Linked DNA regions of Homo sapiens: region 1 is linked to region 2. The links are chromatin loops, found by intact Hi-C in ENCODE. Cell type or tissue: transverse colon. All regions are shown on one strand. Each heading gives the region's core, and the rest is flanking DNA. Links, peaks and the distances in the headings are about the cores only. Region 1 overlaps EFNA2 (ephrin A2). Region 2 has its middle 4.3 kb from the start of APC2.

What was found. Peaks named below come from ENCODE experiments on the same cell type or tissue, not always from the same donor. Only the 100,000 strongest peaks of a DNase experiment are listed, where the experiment ranks them.
Region 1: a loop joins it to region 2, with 2.6 times the contacts of the local background. A loop is called at or near these places in 7 of 110 quality-filtered maps.

Annotation. Positions count from the first base shown.
Region 1 is chr19:1,287,362-1,295,676 of GRCh38, reverse strand. EFNA2 (ephrin A2) reads right to left here. Exons shown (of 4, transcript NM_001405.4): 2 at 1-132. Among named protein-coding and RNA genes, the nearest start is that of EFNA2, 5.6 kb to the right of the region's middle. RefSeq lists enhancers at 1,347-1,916, 3,469-4,349, 7,128-7,714 and a silencer at 3,327-3,406. In transverse colon, for the core only: no CTCF peak of the experiment used is centred there; DNase peaks (open chromatin) are centred at 3,760 and 4,546; H3K4me3 peaks cover 1,641 bases; H3K27ac peaks cover 2,020 bases; H3K27me3 peaks cover 7,300 bases.
Region 2 is chr19:1,441,671-1,449,952 of GRCh38, reverse strand. It overlaps a transcript of APC2 not described here. Among named protein-coding and RNA genes, the nearest start is that of APC2, 4.3 kb to the left of the region's middle. RefSeq lists silencers at 2,729-3,023, 3,673-3,722, 4,183-4,282, 4,333-4,722. In transverse colon, for the core only: CTCF peaks have their summits at 4,411 and 4,614 (motif pointing left); a DNase peak (open chromatin) is centred at 4,613; H3K4me3 peaks cover 1,972 bases; H3K27ac peaks cover 346 bases; H3K27me3 peaks cover 4,619 bases.

The sequences.
Region 1 (8,315 bases), core at 138-8,137, 150 kb after region 2:
AGCACGTAGTGCTCCATGCGCTCGGCCGGCGGCAGCGGCGCCCCATAGTGCGGGCAGTAGATGTCCAGGTAGTCATTGATGCTCACCTCCACCGTGTAGCCCCCGCCGTCGTCCCCCGCGCCTGCGTGGAACCTGCGGGGACAAGGCGGCCAGAGGTCAGCGCCCGGAGCGAGGAACGGGGCACGGGTCGGGGTGCGCGGGGAGGGCCAGGGTCAGGGGACAGGAGCACGAGGGACGGGTCGGGGTGCGCGGCGAGGGCCGGGGTCAGGAGCACGGGGGACGGGTCAGGGTGCGCCAGGGGGGACAGGGTCAGGGGACAGGTGCATGGGGCACGGGTCAGTGTGCGCGGGGAGAGATGGCTCCGGGGACAGGTGCACAGGGCACGGGACAGGGTGAGCGGGGAGGGACGGGTCAGGGGACAGGTGCACGGGGAAGTCAGGCCGGGGAATGGGGGAGGGGTCAGTTCACAAGGTGGACTCCGCCTGGGCCCTGAATGGTGATAGCGGTCAGCAGGTGGGGTTGCACACCCCAATCACGGCGGGCTTCCAAGGTTGGGAGCCCACGATCTCTTGCCTGGCACTGCCCCCCACCTCCTGCCTCAGTGTCCCCAACAGCCCCACGGCAGGGCCAGCAGCGAGGTGGGTGTCCAGGTGGGTGACATCTGGACCCCTGTGTGCAAAGGGCCGGCGGGGGGTTCCTGACTCCGGGCCTCTGCACGAGCTGTCCCTCCACAAGAATTCCCTCTCCAGAAACTTCGCATCTACCTAACATGCTTAACATCTGTGCCGCCTCCTCCAGGCAGCCCCCAGCCCTGCTTTCATTCTGCACTCCCACCTGTTGAGAAGGACCGGGGCAGCGTGGGGGACACAGGTCGGGCATTCCAGCTCGCTCTGGGGCAAGCTCTGCCCCCACCCTGGCCTCAGTTTCCCCAAAGAGAACGGAGCTTGGCGTGAAGAATCCCTCCACCCTCCTCTCAGCACCCCCAGAGTTCCGCCCACCGCCCCCTCTCTCTCAGCCTGCCGAGTTCCACCTGCCGCCCAGCTCGGAGACATCCTGGGCTCCACTCCCAGCCCCACCCCTGCCTTCCTGTGTGACCCTGCGAGCCCCATACCACCCTCTCACATCTGGAACCCAGAAACCTCCCGAGCCCCGAGCCCCGGAATCCGGCGGCCTCCTGGTCTCCCTCTTGGGTGCCTGCACTCCTGACACCTCAGCCCCCAGCCCTGCCTCCAGGCCTTTGCCCTGAGGTCCCCCAGACGCAACCCACAGGCCCCTTCCTCCAGGGAGCCCCCTGACCCAGCCTCGTCTGTGAGGATAGAGATCAGCCGAGGAAGGGACCGGCGGCTCCCCTTCCCTCACTGCCTCGGGCGATGGCGGCAGGAGCCCTTAGATCTCCCGGCTGTGGTCCCCAGGGCCCCTGTCATGTAACCGGCGGCCTGGACCAAGCGGGGCACGAGGGGGGCCCTGAGAGGGGCTTATTAGCACATAAAAGACCTGAACAGGGAGGAATGGGGGGTCCCCCACACCGCTCCTGCCTCCTCCCTCCATGCACAGGCAGGGGAAACTGAGGCCCCACCAGTGTTGGCAGCACATGGGTGCAGGCTGCTACGATCCCGGCCCTGGCACTGCCTCTAGCCCGGCACAGCCACCGCCACCCCGGCCTGCAGGGGTGAGCCCGCCGCAGGCCCCACACTGGGGGCACTAATTGGCACAGCAGCTCGAGAGAGAGGGTGGTGGGATTATCAGATGGCATCAGCCCGGCCCCCCGCCACCCTGAGATGCCACGCCAGGCGGGGCCGGGGGTTCCTGGGTCTCCAGGGGTGAGAAGGGGCAGACAGGTGTGCTCACTTGCGCCTCAGTTTCCCCACTAGGGATCCGGCATGAAGATCTCCAGAGCAAAGAATTTCAAGGCAGGGCGGCGGAGGCGGTGAAGTCACCCTCCAGCCCTTCCCTACCTGGTTGGATTCGTCCAGGGACAGAGAGCTTCCCAGGCCTCCTTCATCACCCCTGTGAGCCCAGCACAGGGGACATGGGAGGGCGTGTTGCAGGGAAATCTCCCCCGGGCACCAGGCCTGGAGGGCAGGGGCCCTTCCGGGGCTTCGGAATCTTGCAGTTCTGGGCTTGCGTCTGGATTTGAACCCTTGGGTCTCGAGGTCCGGCCTCCTCTCAGAGGCTCCCTTTCCCCTCCGTGCAAGGGGATGGTCCTCCCGGCTGTTGGACACTCGGGGTGCGTCCGCACAGACACGGGGGCAGCCCCCATACAGGCTCAGATGGAGATGGGCTCGGCCTCAGCCCACCCCTCAGGCTGCCCCATTGGCCGGCCGGGCACAGGCATCTCATTGACCCGCTGGCCCCTTGGGCACGATCGATGCAGAAGCTGCTCCAGCCTTTTTGAAAAGTCATTTTCGTTCCTGCCCAGCCCAAGTGAAAGCCCATTGATCAGGCGGTCGATGGTAGCCAAGGCCCAGCTCCCGCCTGGGACTGCCCACACCCAGGTCACCCTGCAGGGGAGGCCTCCGTGGAGGGACCACAGGGGCGTCTGGGCTCCCCACTGCCCTCTGGCCTCAGTTTCCCCTCCTGTCCCGGCAGTGATCCCCAGGGAGCCACATTCAACCCAAAAAAAGAACCTGGCTCCTAGCAGGACACTTCTTGAGACAGAGCAGCCTCTGAAAGTGCCCACAGCACCAGCCCTGTAGGTCCCCCTCTGGCCTCTTGGTTCCCCAATGGTGCCTCCTTCCCCCACGTCTGACACCACTGTGTTCTCTCCTCCTGTTCTGCCTTCGGTAAAATGTCAGAGACCGAGGCTTCTGTGTGGCTGAGCGGCCAGGTGCCCGGGCCCCTCCAGGCTGCGGTGAGGGTCTGCCGGGGCCCAGCCTCCCCATATCCCAAGCCTCGCTCTTCTGCAAAACAGACCCTGTAACACGTTGGCGGCGGCTCAGAGCCCTCCATCCATTCCTGATCCTCAGAATAAAATCCACACCCCTCCAGGCCTGTGTGGCCCATCCACTGCGCCCTCCTCATCCTCCTCTCTCCAAGACTCCTCCCTTCCAGCCACACCAGCCTCCCGGCTGTCCCTGTTCCCACCAAGGGCCTCTGCAGCTGCTGTTCCCACTGCCTGCAGTGCTGTTCCCTGTGCCCCGCCCCATATCACATCTGCTCTTTACAGGGTTTGCTGTCTGAATCCCGGATCCTGATGTTGGCCTCCTCTGTCCCCTCCCCAGGGCCCTACACAGGCCCTGCATACAGTGGTGCTCAATAATGAGTGAATTAAAAAGGTCAAGAGGCGAGGACTTTGCAATGCCAGAGTTGTGGGGAGCAGCCCACAGGTGTGTGTGTTGGAGGGCAGGTCCCAGGGGAACCCCCACCCCCGGCTCTGCCTGCCGGAGTGGGGCCGTATTTTTCCCTTTGCGTCTCTAAAATAGCAGCGGCCTTGCTGTGTTGGCATTCCCGGTTCCAAGTTGGCGGGCAAGCCCGAGGTGGGCGCGTTGCCCCTGTTGAGGGTGGCGCCTGCAGGGGGGAGGGGGCCCCCACCCCAAAACCGCACCTGGGGAGAGGCAGACAAAGCCTTCGCTTCCTCCATTAGTGATGAAGCCTCGATATGCAAATCCTCCCCGGAGCGGCAGAGAGACTGAAATTCTCACTAAGGGGTTAATGACTGATTTGGGATTTTTCCCAGACAGAGCAGCGGTGGCAGTTTTTACTCCTCCGGGTTCCCTCTGCCGGGCCACACCTTCCCCCCACACTCACTCAACCTGCGGGTGCCAAAGTCCACGCCTCCAGGCAGCCCTCCAGGCCCCAGGCAGAGGCTCACCCAGCAGGGCTCCCCTCCTGCCCACCCGGGCCTCCTGGCTGTCACCAGCTTCCAGCAAGCGGCCTGGAGCTAATTAGCTCCAATCGGGCAATTGTCAAGTTATTAGACGCTAATAGCTAAGCGACTAATTAGGAATCTCACCCAAAACTGGGGTGGGGGTGGGCTGGGCTGCCTTCCAGGACTGGAAACTGAGGCAGTGGTGTGGCCGGCAGCCAGGACCCCGTGGGTGGGCAGGTGGACGCCTGCACCCGTCTGCATCTCTCTTCCAGGGTGGAGAAGCTCCCGGGGAGGCCCAGGCTGGCCGGATGAGCAGGCAGCCCGGGTCCTGAAGCCCAGCGTGGGGCTGAGGCCGCCCGTCCCCTCCTGCCACCCCCAGCAAGACCTGCTGGGGTGACAGCACCCACACCTGGCTTTTCCAGGGACGGAAGAGATGTCCCCCCTGACTGAGGACTGGAGCTTTTCCTCCTGCTCAGGACCTGGGTGGGACCTGAAGGGAAATCAGTCCCCGGGATGGTGCAAGGTCTGCCCAAGAAAGGACAAGTATGGCCTTGTGGTGCAGGAGGGTAAACTGAGGCAGGGCCCTAGAAATGAAGCAAAATAGGAAAAAGATGGGCCGGGCAGGGTCAGCCCCACCTGGGCTTCCGTCACCGTGGGCGTGGGTGGCCCTGGTACAGAGTGCAGCTGCCGTCGGCCACCCACCTTCCTGCCCCTCCCAGGGCTGTCCCTGGCTTCCCCCGGGCCGGCCCCAGGTGGGACACCCTGGACTCTGCCCAACTTCCGGGTGGCCTTGGGTGAGTCACCGTCTTTCAGGGCCTCGGCTGCTCTGTCCCTGAATTGGGGGCCCCTGACCCACAGGGCAGGTGGACAAGGGGCGCACAGAGCTGGGGGGACACGCCGCTGAGTCTCTCGGCCAGACCCCACACCAGCCTGGTCTGGGAGCAGGTGTGGCACGAGCCCCCCACCAGGACCGACTCGGCCACAGAGTTCAAACGCCTGCTTGAGGTTAAAGCAAAAACCCCGCCGGCTCGTCTGCTCCTCCGCAGGCTCCAGCCGCGTGTCTGGGGCGACGGGACGGTGGGCACAGGGACGGGAGCAGCTCAGCCCTTCCCCCAGCAAGGTACAAAGCCCAGCTCTCCCTGAGGACCCATCTGCAGGAGAGGCTGGTCCCACACACAGGACTGAGGGGCAAGGCCTGGCTGCATCCCGGTTCCTGGGGAGGAGAGAAGCCGTGTCCCGGGGAACACACGGCCACCGGGGCAGGACCCTCATGGATGACAAGGAGACCACCGGCTCCACAGAAACGCTACCACCCGGACCCCCATGAATGCACAACCCACTGCCTCCGCCGTGACCCCGAGGGACCCACGTAGGGCCAGTCCCCTGCAGACCTGCGGAGACGTCAGCCCAGAGACGGGGGAAGGTCAAATCCCACTGCGTTCACGGCCCCCCGCCACGGAACCTCTGTTCCCTTCTCTGCAAACTGAGGCCGCCCAGGGAGGCCTGCAGTGGAGGCGGAAGGCCTGGGCCACCCATGGCACCCCAGGATGCCCAGAGATGGGGAAGACAGAGACCCAAAGAGACCGTGAGACACAGAGACCATGGTGCCTCGGCAGAAGCATCCTCCCCACCACAGGAGCTGCCTCGGTTTCCCTTCTGGGGAGGGGACACTAACCCCTGGGACCACCCTCAGGCCTTTGCCCATCCACACCAGGCCCTATCGGCCGAGCCGCACCCACCGCAGGGCTCCGTCACCCCCACTTCGCAGAGCAGGCCTGGGGGTTCCAGGCTGCTAAGCCACCTGCCTGACGTCATGCCCAGGTCTCCCAGACTCCCGAGTCTGAGTCCAGGTACCCCACGGCCTCCAGGACCCCACCCTCAGGCCCCGAATCCCCCAGGCCCACCGCCCGGCTCTCCTAGCGCCCCCAATGCCGAGTGGACCAGCTTCTCTCAAACAAAACAAAAAACCCTTATGCAGCAGAACACGGCATCACCCCCTTCAAAGCCGGCTCCCCGAGAGGCCGAGGGACGCCAGCGGAGCCACGGGGAGCGAGACACCCCGTTCACCTCTGCCCTCTGCTGGGGGACGGCTCCTCCCTCGGGGAGTGAGCCCTTGCATAGGTCACCATTTTCCATCCAGTGTTTGAGGGGAACCCGGCTGCTGCCCACACCCGAGGGCCACTGGGTCCGTGGGGAACCCCGGGAGGGTGGCCGAAGCCCAGAGATGCCCAGTGTGGGCAAGCGCCCACCCAGTGCCCCCAAGGCTGCAGATTTCCAATCAGAAGGTGGGGACTCCCGGGGACCACAGGCCCCTGCGTCCACCCTGCTCTGAGGCTTGATGGCCGTCTGCACACGGGCCCTGGTCCCGTCCCCAGGGGAGGAGGAGAGGGAGGGCCAACAGCGGGGTTGCCATTGTGGACCGTGCTGGGGCCACCACTGCCCCCACATTGCAGGCCCTCAGCCAGCCAGCACTGCCCCCAGGGAGACACACTTACATGCACCCCACACGCAGACACGCACACACACCTGCACTCCACGCACAGACAAAACGCATGCATGCCACAGGCAGACACGCACAGGGACCTCGGACACTGCAGACATCCCGTGCAAGGGCACGCACATGCAAACGCGGGTGCCACGCACAGACACACTCATGCACACACATGCACCTCATATGCAATCACGCAGACACATGTGCAAACACGCCAGAGCTGTGCCCTGTGGATTCACGCAGCCTCCTGCCACACACAGACACATGTAACCTGCAGCCGGATGCGACTCCAGGCACACCTGCACGCCACCCTTCCCCACCGCTGCACGCAAACACACATGAGCAGCCGTGGGAATGCACACGCGGTGTTGTGGCCAGGACAGGTGAGGGCAGCCGGCCAGGTCCAACAGGACAGGTGAGGGCAGCCGGCCAGGTCCAAGCCCTGGACGCCCCAGCCCGATGCGGGTCGGCTGGGAACAGGCCCAGAGACTCCTGGCGGCCAGCTCAGGGGTACCCAGCCCAGGTTGGGGAGTGGGTTGGACGGACGCTGTGCAGTCACCGGTGGGAGTGGCGGGGCCGGCCAGCCAGACCACCCAACGGGGCCCCACCTTATAGCGGCCCAAGGAGGTGGGTGCGGGGTCCCCTGGGTGCAGGCATCGCCTCTCACAGCAGAGAGGGTGTGATGTGGAGACAGACCACACAGTCATCGCCTGGGCACAGGTGCCAGGCCAATGGGCGGAAGGGGCGGCCGGCGACGCTGCGGCACTGCCCGGGCCTGCAGGCCCCATCGAGCACACGGTCCCCTGGTGCCCACGCTGCTGTCTGCCCCCCATCGCGGCTGTCCCCGTCTCCAGTGCCTTTCTGTATGCCCCTCTCAAAGACTTGGGGTCCCCGCATCCCCCACACACCTGCCCGACCCCATCATCCCTCCCCGGCCAGCCCAGCCTCACACCTTAGGCCTGCCGGCTGACGCCACTCCTCTCCCCAAGCCGATGTCCCCTCCACAGGGTCCCCTTGGATACGGAGGCCCAGCACCACCCCCTGCTGTGCCTGACACCCCCGCCACTCAGGCACAGGTCCCGGGCAGGTGCCCCTGGACACCAAATCTGAGAACTGCAGAGACCCCTGATGTCCGCGACAAAGCCCTGATTCTGGCTGGATCCCGGCTTCCCGGGAAGGTGCTCACCCAGCCCTGGGCCCCACTGCAGGGTGTCGGCTCCGTCCCCAGCAACCCTGGATACCGCAGGCAGGAGAGGAAGGAGGAGGCAGCCTCGGTGCTGCCCAGGTCGGCTCTGCGGACCAGCAAGGCCGTTCCCTCAGGCAGCGGTTTGAGCTGGGCAACCAGGTCAGACCCGGAGCAACAGGAGGTGGCTGGGCCAAGCCAGGCACTGGGGAGGCCACTTCCTTCCCCTGGCCGGGGGTCCGGCCCGCAGCCCACAGCCCTGTGGCAGGTGGGGCAGCAGGACGGCCCTGGTGACCACCTTCCTCCCCCGGTTGCCGGGTCCTCGTGTGTTTGGCGTTTGCTAGAACAAAGGACAGGCCACGCTGGGGACGGGAGATTCCGCAGCTGAAACCAAAAACTTGGGCCGGGGAAGCGCTGCCCGCTGGACTCCCCGCACGGCCAGCGACAGCCTTAATCAAACCCACATGTGACCAGCACAGCGGGCGGCTCGGGGACCCGCTCTGAGGTGGGCCAGCCGTCCCCCAGCGGCCCGGGGTCCCTGCCCTCAGCCCCCAGGGCCCGACCCGAGGCCGTTGACCAGGGTGGGGGGTGGGCCTGTGCGTGTTCCCCACCCCCACGGCGGAACACGGGCCGCCCTTGTCCCCGAGCCCGCCTCAAAGAGACCCCTTCATGCAACTTTCCTCCCGGGGACCGAGGACAGCAGGAGACAGAGGGGACAAGGAGGGGTGGCGGGCTCCAGAGGGCGGCTCGGTCGGCACAGGAAGCGGCTGGAAAACGGAGAGAAAGTGACCAGTAGCAGAAGAGTGGGGGGGGGCCGCCTCAGCCCCCGATGT
Region 2 (8,282 bases), core at 1-8,000:
GAAACCCCCCCGAGGGAAGGGGGTGCCCCGAGGACCAAGATTCCTGTGTCCCGCACTTTATTGCAGGGTGCAACGGCCTCTTAAAACCTCCTGCGTCTGGATTTGCAGAATTGGAGAGTAAAACATCAAATCCTGGATGTTACATCAGCATCTTGGCGGGGGAGGGGTTTCCAGGGCAGTGGCCGGGCTGGGGCCAGGCCTGCACCCACCCCACAGGTCCAGCCTGGCCTGGTGCAGGTGCGTCAGGGTGGGACAGGGTTCGGGTCCAGGCTGGAGCTCCCTGAGGGTCCTGCCTGGTGGGGAGGGGAGAGGGGAGGAGGGGCAGGGCCACTGGGGAGCACCTGGGACGCTGCATCTCCCCACATTTCTCCCTGTCTCCCCAACGGAGCGTCAGATCCTCCTGTAACTCCGTTGCTCTTCATGTCCCTCTCTCTTTCTGTCTCCCCCTCTGTTCTCTGTCTCTCAATCTCTGTCTCCATGTGTCTCTGCCCCTGGTGGGTGGCACACTTAATTCACCCTCACGGACCGAAGGCCAGAGGAGGGAAGGGCCAGGGGTCCCAGGAGTCGCCATCTCCAGGTGTCCTGGATGCTCCATGAGTCCCTGGAAGCCATTTGAAGGTTTAACACACAGAGCCCGTCCCTGCAGCTCGGAGCAGCCCTTCCTGCTCTGGACACAGACTCACAGCACAGAAAGGGAGGCGACTGGGGCCAGAAGAGTGATTTTTTTCCGTGCTGGGCAGGCAGGGCAAATCATTCGCCGCTCAACCCTCGGTTTCCTCCTCTGTAAAATGGAGAGGAGGCGGAAGATTCTGCAAGGGCTGGTGCAGGGAATGATAGGAGAGGGTGGGAAGGTCCGAGTATTCAAGGCCCCGTAGACAAAGGCAAGGGAGGACCCGTGCTGTTTCCTGTTGGGCCTTGAGCTGAAGACCCGAGGGCCTTGTCCCGGGCCAGCACTGCCAGGGGCTGAGAGCCCTTCGGCCTGGCTGTCTGGGAGCCCCCAGAGCTGGACGCAGCTGTCCCCACTGGTTGGGTCTGGGGAGGCAATGCAGTGGGCAGACACAGGGGATCTTTTCTTTTTTCTTTTTCTTTTTTTTCTTTTTTTTTTTTTTGAGACGGAGTCTTGCTCTGTAGCCCAGGCTGGAGTGCAGTGGCACGTTCTCGGCTCACTGCAAGCTCCGCCTCCCAGGTTCACGCCATTCTCCTGCCTCAGCCTCCCGAGTAGCTGGGACTACAGGCGCCCGCCACCACGCCCAGGCTAATTTTTTGTATTTTTTAGTAGAGACGGGATTTCACGTTAGCCAGGATGGTCTCGATCTCCTGACCTCGTGATCCACCCGCCTCGGCCTCCCAAAGTGCTGGGATTACAGGCGTGAACCACCACGCCCGGCCTTTTTTTTTTTTTTTTTTTAGATGGGGTCTTGCTCTGTCCCCCAGGCTGCAGTGCAGTGGCGCCATCTCGGCTCACCGCAACCTCCGCCTCCTGGGTTCAAGTGATTCTCCTGCCTCAGACTCCTCAGTAACTGGGATTACAGGCATGTACCACCTTGCCAGCTAATTTTTGTATTTTTAATAGAGAGGGGGTTTCACCGTGTTGGTCGGGCTGGTCTCAAACTCCTGACCTCATGATCCGCCCGCCTCGAAGGGGATTTTTTTCTGGAGGCTGGAAGGCTGCCCTGAGAAGTGAACAGCAGTGATCAGGAGGAGAGGCGTTCCAGGCTGAGGGAAGATCAATGCATGCTTGGGACACAGGGGGTGTCTGGTGGAGCCATGGGGTAGGGCGCGTGGTGGGGTTTGACAGGTCAAGCCGGGGCAGAGCTGGGCGAGGCTGAAATGGGGTTGGGGATGCAGAGCCCAGGGCCCTGGCTTCAGCTCAGCCTTGTTGTCCCTGTGTCCCCCTGGGCATGTCTCTCTCTGGCCTCGGTTTCCAGTCTTGTTTACTGAAGGGTGGGTTGGATGATCCCTGCCTCCCCCAAAGAGGAACTAAGTCCCACCTCCCTGTGTAGTTTCAGATGTCTCAGCTCCCCAGGCCCCCATCAGGCAGGGGTTTGGGGGATCCAAGGTCAGTCCTGTCCTTGTATACATGGGGAAACTGAGGCCTGGGCCAGGGAACGTGTTGCCTGAGTTCACCTGTGCCAGCCAGGCCTCCGGAGTGACACTGAACCTCCCTTCTTATCCCTCTGGGGGTGGCCAGGGCCTGGAGGGCTGAGGGTACATGGGGGCTGAGACCCCAAGACAAGATGCCCTTGGCCCCAAATCTACAAAACATTATGTCCCTGAACAATCCCCCCCCACACACTAAAATCCTCGACCCTGTAAATCCTTGAACCACAGCCACACTCAGACATCACCAGACATTTCAGAGCCTCAAGAACCCCCCACAGCCCCCTAGGACTTCAGGAGACTGAGAGAGGTCTCCCCCTTCTCCCACTGCAGAACGCAGGGCCTAGCCCAAGACCCCGACCTAGGCTCCTCCCTGGGGTCCTCCACGCCCCCTACTGCTGCTGGGCTAAAGGGGAAGTTCCATGAAATGCTCACTCCCCCACCCCTGTCCTGTGACACCTCCCCGCAAGTCCGCAGCCTGGCACACGGCTCACTCTTGGAGTGTCTTTGAGCCTTCTGAGTCTGACCTCGAGCTGTCCCCGCCCCCTTGATGCCTCCTCTGTGCCAGGGGCTAGAGGCAGAAACAGGGGCGGCCCCCATCGGGAGCTGGGTGGGGACAGAGAAGGCACCAGGTCATCGCGGGAGGATAGAGACGGCCCGCCGCCGGCTGGGTGGCCGGGCAGAGCCCTGACCGGTGAGGAGGCCACCGGAGGTGGGGGAGGGTGGGGTAGGCCGGTCCAGGCCGCGCCCTGAAGCCTGACCGCCGCTATGGGCCTCAGTTTCCCCGGCGGCGAGTCGGCAGACGTGCGCCTCCGTCAGCACCGCGGACAGCTCCCCGGCCCCCGCCCCGCGTTCTCTTGCGGGCGCCTTAGCTCCGCAACGAGGCTCCGGCCTCGAAGCGTGACCTTGGGCTCCCCGCTGCACCCCCCAGCCTCAGTTTCCCCTCCAATGAGGGATGTCACAGCCGCGAAATTCAGACGATTCCGGAGGCTGGAGAAGCGCTGGGGTCGGGAGCGGACGGATACGAACAGCAGCGGCGGCGAACGTCAAAGCAGGCCATACGCTCGCGCCCAGAAGGGGAAACTGAGGCCCAAAGAAGCGCAGGGCGTGGCCCAGGCCCCCACCCTGCGCAGGGCCGAGCCTCCGCAGGATGCCCCCGCAGCCGCCCCCGCCGCCCCAGCTGGCGCAGCCTCCGCGTCGGCGCAGTGAGGAGGGGTCCGAGGGTCTCCTGCAGAGGCCGAGGGCTGGGCTGGGCGAGCCCTGCGCTTGCGCAGACCCGGGGCTGGGGGTCGCAGCGGCGCACGAGAGGGGCTTCCATCCCCGCCAGCCTTCCGAGGCGGTTTCCCGGCAACGGTCTCTACGGCGACGGCACTAGACCCCCGACTCTGCAGCCTCCGCGCGCTCGCCCCATGCGCCCCCCGCCGCCGCGCCCGCTGTTCCCGCGGTGTGGACCCCGCCCCGTTCCTGCGCGGCCCGGAGCCCTCCCCAACGGCTCGACCCACGCGCCCTACCTGGTCCCCGAAGAAGGCCGAGTGCAGCAGGCTCAGGAGCCCCAGGAGCCCCATGGAGCCGCGGCCGCCCCGGACCCGCCGCGCCCCGCCCCTCGGCGGCCAGGGTGGGGGTGCGGGACGCGAACGGGGCCGCCCTGCGCCTGCGCGGAGAGGGGCGGGAGGGGTCAGTCCGCGGGCCCGGGGCGGGGCTCCTCCCGAAAGGGGCGAGGGCGTACCGTGGGGTCTGGGGGTGCTCGCGGGGGCTGGGGAGTCTCGCGGGACCGAGGCTGCGGAGGGGCGGTGGGAGATCCAAGGATGGGAGAGAGGGGAGGGGACTCGCGTGGGCCGAGCGGCGCCAGGGTCCGGGTCCGACCACGCTGGGGAGTTCGAATGCGGAGGAGGCTGGGGGGGCCCGAGGCGGCGGGGAGGAGGCCGGGTGGGGGTGGGGGCACGAGAGGTCCCACGGGGAATGGGGGTCGCGGGGGGCCAGAGGCGGCGTCGCCATGCGGCTGTGGTCCGCTGCCCGCGGACGGTCACCCTGCGGAAGCTCGGAACCACCCCCGAATCAGCCCGGCTTGGCGCGCTGAGGTTCATTAGTCATTCAGCAAACATCACCTGCGCGCACAAGGCTTGCTGGGCGCCGAGCTGGGCGCGCGGGGGGCCGCCGTAAGGGGGCGACACCGAACGCGGACATTCATGCAACAAGCATTTATAAAGCACCTACTGTGTGCTGGGTCCCCCTGCACTGAACAAAACAAAATCCAGGCCCTTGGGAAGCTGACGTGAACGAGGGGACTGCAGCGGGCTGGGAGAGACGCCAGCGCGGCGGGCAGGGCATGGGGAGCTGCTGGGGAGGCCGAACAGCCCTGGGGAGTGTTGGGGGAGAGTGCAGCCCGCGAGGGCAGTGAGGGCTGGGAGGCCCCGGGGGGCAGGTCGCGCAGGCCCAGCGGGAGGTGGGAGCCACCGCGGGCTGTGGACAGAGCAGGGCCGCGCCCGGCTCCAGGCTCGCGGGCGCCCGCTGGCGGCTGCGGGGAGAACAGGCCGTGGGCGGTGCCGGGAGAGGAGGGCGGAGGCGGCTGCGCGGGTCGAGGGCCGGATGATCGGGCGGAAGATGCGGCCCGGGCAGGATGGGGGCTAAGAGGGGTGTTATGAATTGTGCAAAGTCCCTGGAAACCAAAGAACGAGCGGCCGGAGAAAGGGGCGCCGCTTTAGCAGGGCGGCGGGGACAGGCCGCCTCCAGCAGGTGCCTCAGCTGAACCCTGGAGCGGGGACGGAGCCGTGCGGCTGCCGGGGAGGCTTCGGGGCCACCCAGGACTCCTCCTTCAGAAGTCAGGGGAGGGCGCCGAGTTCAGTGTAAACTGCCGTCCAGGGGGGAGGCCGCGGGGATGTGAGAAGCGCCGGGAACCAGGACAGGGCCTGAAGGCAGCTGACCCGCAAGCGCCGGGGCCAGACCTGAACCTGATGAGGACGGAGCTGTCTGTCTGAGACGGCACAGATGGGGCCGGGCAGGTCTGGGAGAGTCCATGCAGATTCTGGAGCGGGGTGTGGGACCAGAGGGTAGAAACAGAAGCGTGGGGCCGGGCACGGTGGCTCCCGCCTGTAATCCCAGCATTTTGGGAGGCCGAAGCGGGTGGATCACTTGAGGTCAGGAGTTCGAGACCAGCCTGGCCAACATGGCAAAACCCCGTCTATACTAAAAATACAAAAAATTAACCGGCGTCTTGGCGCATGCCTGTAGTCTCAGCTAGTCGGGAGGCTGAGCAGAATCGCTTGAACCCAGGAGGCGGAGGTTGCAATGAGCTGAGATTCTGCCAGTGCACTCCAGCCTGGGCGGCAGAGCTAGACTCCGTCTCAGAAAAAAAAAAAAAAAAAAAAAAAAGAAGTGCGGATATGGCCAGAGAGGCCTAAAGACAGAGCCTGGGCCTTGAGTTGGGAGTGGCCCTCGACAGTGGCACCCTAGTGCTAGTTAGAGGCTCCCACCCCACCTCCTGGACACCCCCCAAATTCTTGTGGACCTAGGGCACCACCTGGCCACCAAGACATGTGTCTCTCTGAACTGGGGGTATCTTTTTGCTTTAAATACTAATACATATTTTCCCTGATCACACATGCTGGATTCCAACTGCAGAAAACCAAGGGAAGTACCCATTAGCAGCCACGTGCTAGCCAGCAGGGGCGTGTGCAGGGAGGGCTTTTATGGACAGGAAACTTCCCGTAAAGGTCCAGACAGTAAATTTTCAGCGTCTGCCTGGCAGAAGTAATACAGGTATGAATGGGCACAGCTGGGTGCCAGTAAAGCTCTGCAAAAGCGAAGTGAGGCCCAGCACCCATTCCTATTATGCTTTCCTCAGGGAGGGCCCCCTGGGGCTTGTTCCCAGCTAGCTGCCTCATGATGGGCGCGGCCCCACACATCTCTGTGTCATTTGCTCTGCAGATAGACCTGGTAGCTCAAAAGCTCTGTCATTTCCATTTATTTATTTTTTTCTTTTTTTGAGACGGAGTCTCGCTCTGTCCCCCAGGCTGGAGTGCAGTGGCGCGATCTCGGCTCACTGCAAGCTCCGCCTCCCGGGTTCACGCCATTCTCCCGCCTCAGCCTCTCCAGTAGCTGGGACTACAGGCGCCCGCCACCACGCCCAGCTGATTTTTTGTGTGTGTTTTTAGTAGAGATGGGGTTTCACCATGTTAGCCAGGATGGTCTTGATCTCCTGGCCTCGTGATCCGCCCGCCTCGGCCTCCCAAAGTGCTGGGATTACAGGCGTGAGCCACCGCGCCCGGCTCCATTTGTTTTTTTTAGACGGGGCCTCGGTAAAGACTTCAAGTGTGCACCATGGTTTCCGGCACTTTTGATTTCTAAGGCTCAGGGTTGAAAACCATGTTGCAGATAAAGCTGTTTCAGTGGGACATCCACTAATTTCCCACTTTGCTTATCTGAGGCGAAAAGCACCTAACACCTCAGCAATTTCTTTTTTTTTTTTTTTTTTTTTTGAGGCGGAGTCTCCGTCGCCCAGGCTGGAGCACAGCACTTTCAGAGGCCGAGGAAGGCGGATCACCTGAGGTTGGGAATTGGAGACCAGCCTGGCCAACATGGTGAAATCCTGTCTCGACTAAAAATACAAAAATTAACCAGGCGTGGTGGCGTGCTTCTGTAATCCCAGCTACTCGGGAGGCTGAGGCAGGAGAATTGCTTTAACCTGGGAGGTGGAGGCTGCAGTGAGCCGAGATCGTGCCACTCAACTCCAACCTGGGCGACAGAGCGAGACTCTGTCTCAAAAAATAAAAAGAATTCTGAATGCTGACAACCGAGACTACAATGAACCCTGCCTACACATGCCTTCCCTCCCTCTCCTTGAGCTGGACCTGGGGTGGGCCTTCGAAGCTGGGTCCCGTACAAGCTTCTGCTGTTCACGCTGAAGTGAACCTGGCCAGTGCTGCCCAGAGACCTCCGGCGGCCACCTAGCAGCCAGACTGTAGCAGGATGAGCCACAGACAAAACTCCTGACACTGGATTAAAGAAGAGGTTTTTATTCGGCCGGCAGCATCAGCAGACTCGCGTCTTAAGCTCCCCGAAAAAGAGATTCTTGGCCTTTTTAAAGGCTTACAACTTTAAGGGGTCCACGTGAAAGGGTCGTGATACATCAAGCAAGTGTGGAAAACGTGAGTGGGGGCTGCATGCATCAGCTAACACAACAGAAAGTTTTACAATGCTTTTTCGTAGTGTCTGGAATTTACAGATAACACAAGTAGTTTAGGTCAGTGGTTGATGTTATTATTACTTTTTTTTTAACTCCTAGGGCCGGGTGGTGGTGCCAAGGTTGTCTGTTTATCTTACTTTTGCATTTTTTTTCCAACTTTTTGCATTTTCTCTCCTCCTGTCTTGTGAACTAGGCAAGGTGGTGGGAGGAAGGCAGCAGGAGTAGTAGTGGTCTCCTTCCTTAAGACCACACTCCAAACTTTGGACCGTTGGTTTCAAGCCCGGTGGGTTCAGGTCAACCCACAGGCGAATTTTCAAACATTCTACACATCTCAGGGGCTGCCAGCCAAGACTTGCCCCCACTTCTGACTACCCAGCCAGGTCCAGGCCCTCAGTGGCCTCCCCGGTCTCCTTACTTCCTGGCAGGGTTGGCCAGGGCGCCCGGTGCAGTGGAGGGCTTGAGGCACGACCACGTGCAGCACCGTCCCACTGGCTACGGGCCCCTCTGGACACCAGCCAGGCAGGTCCAGTCCCACCGACTCATGCTGCCTGGGGGTCTCCCGGCTGTACTGGAGCCAAGCTTATAACCCTGGGCCATCCTTCCTCTGTCCAACCCACCTTTTCCCAAACAGAGAGAAAAACACGGACCCACACTTTCTCTGTAATGTAACTTAATTCCAAATCGAGAGGTAAGAACACGAGCAAATCATGGTTTTTTTTTTTTTTTTTTTTTGAGGCAGAGTCTAGCTCTTGTTGCCCGGGCTAGAGTGCGATTTCCGCCTCCTGGGTTCAAGTGACTCTCCTGCTTCAGCCTCTCAAGTAGCTGAGATTATAGCCGCATGCCACCATGCCCAGTTAGGCTAATTTTTTTGTATTTTCAGTAGAGACAAGGTTTTACCACGTTGGTCAGGCTGGTCTCGAACTCCTGACCTCAGGTGATCCACCCATCTCGGCCTCCCAAAGTGCTAGGATCACAGACGTGAACCACCGCGCCTGGCTGC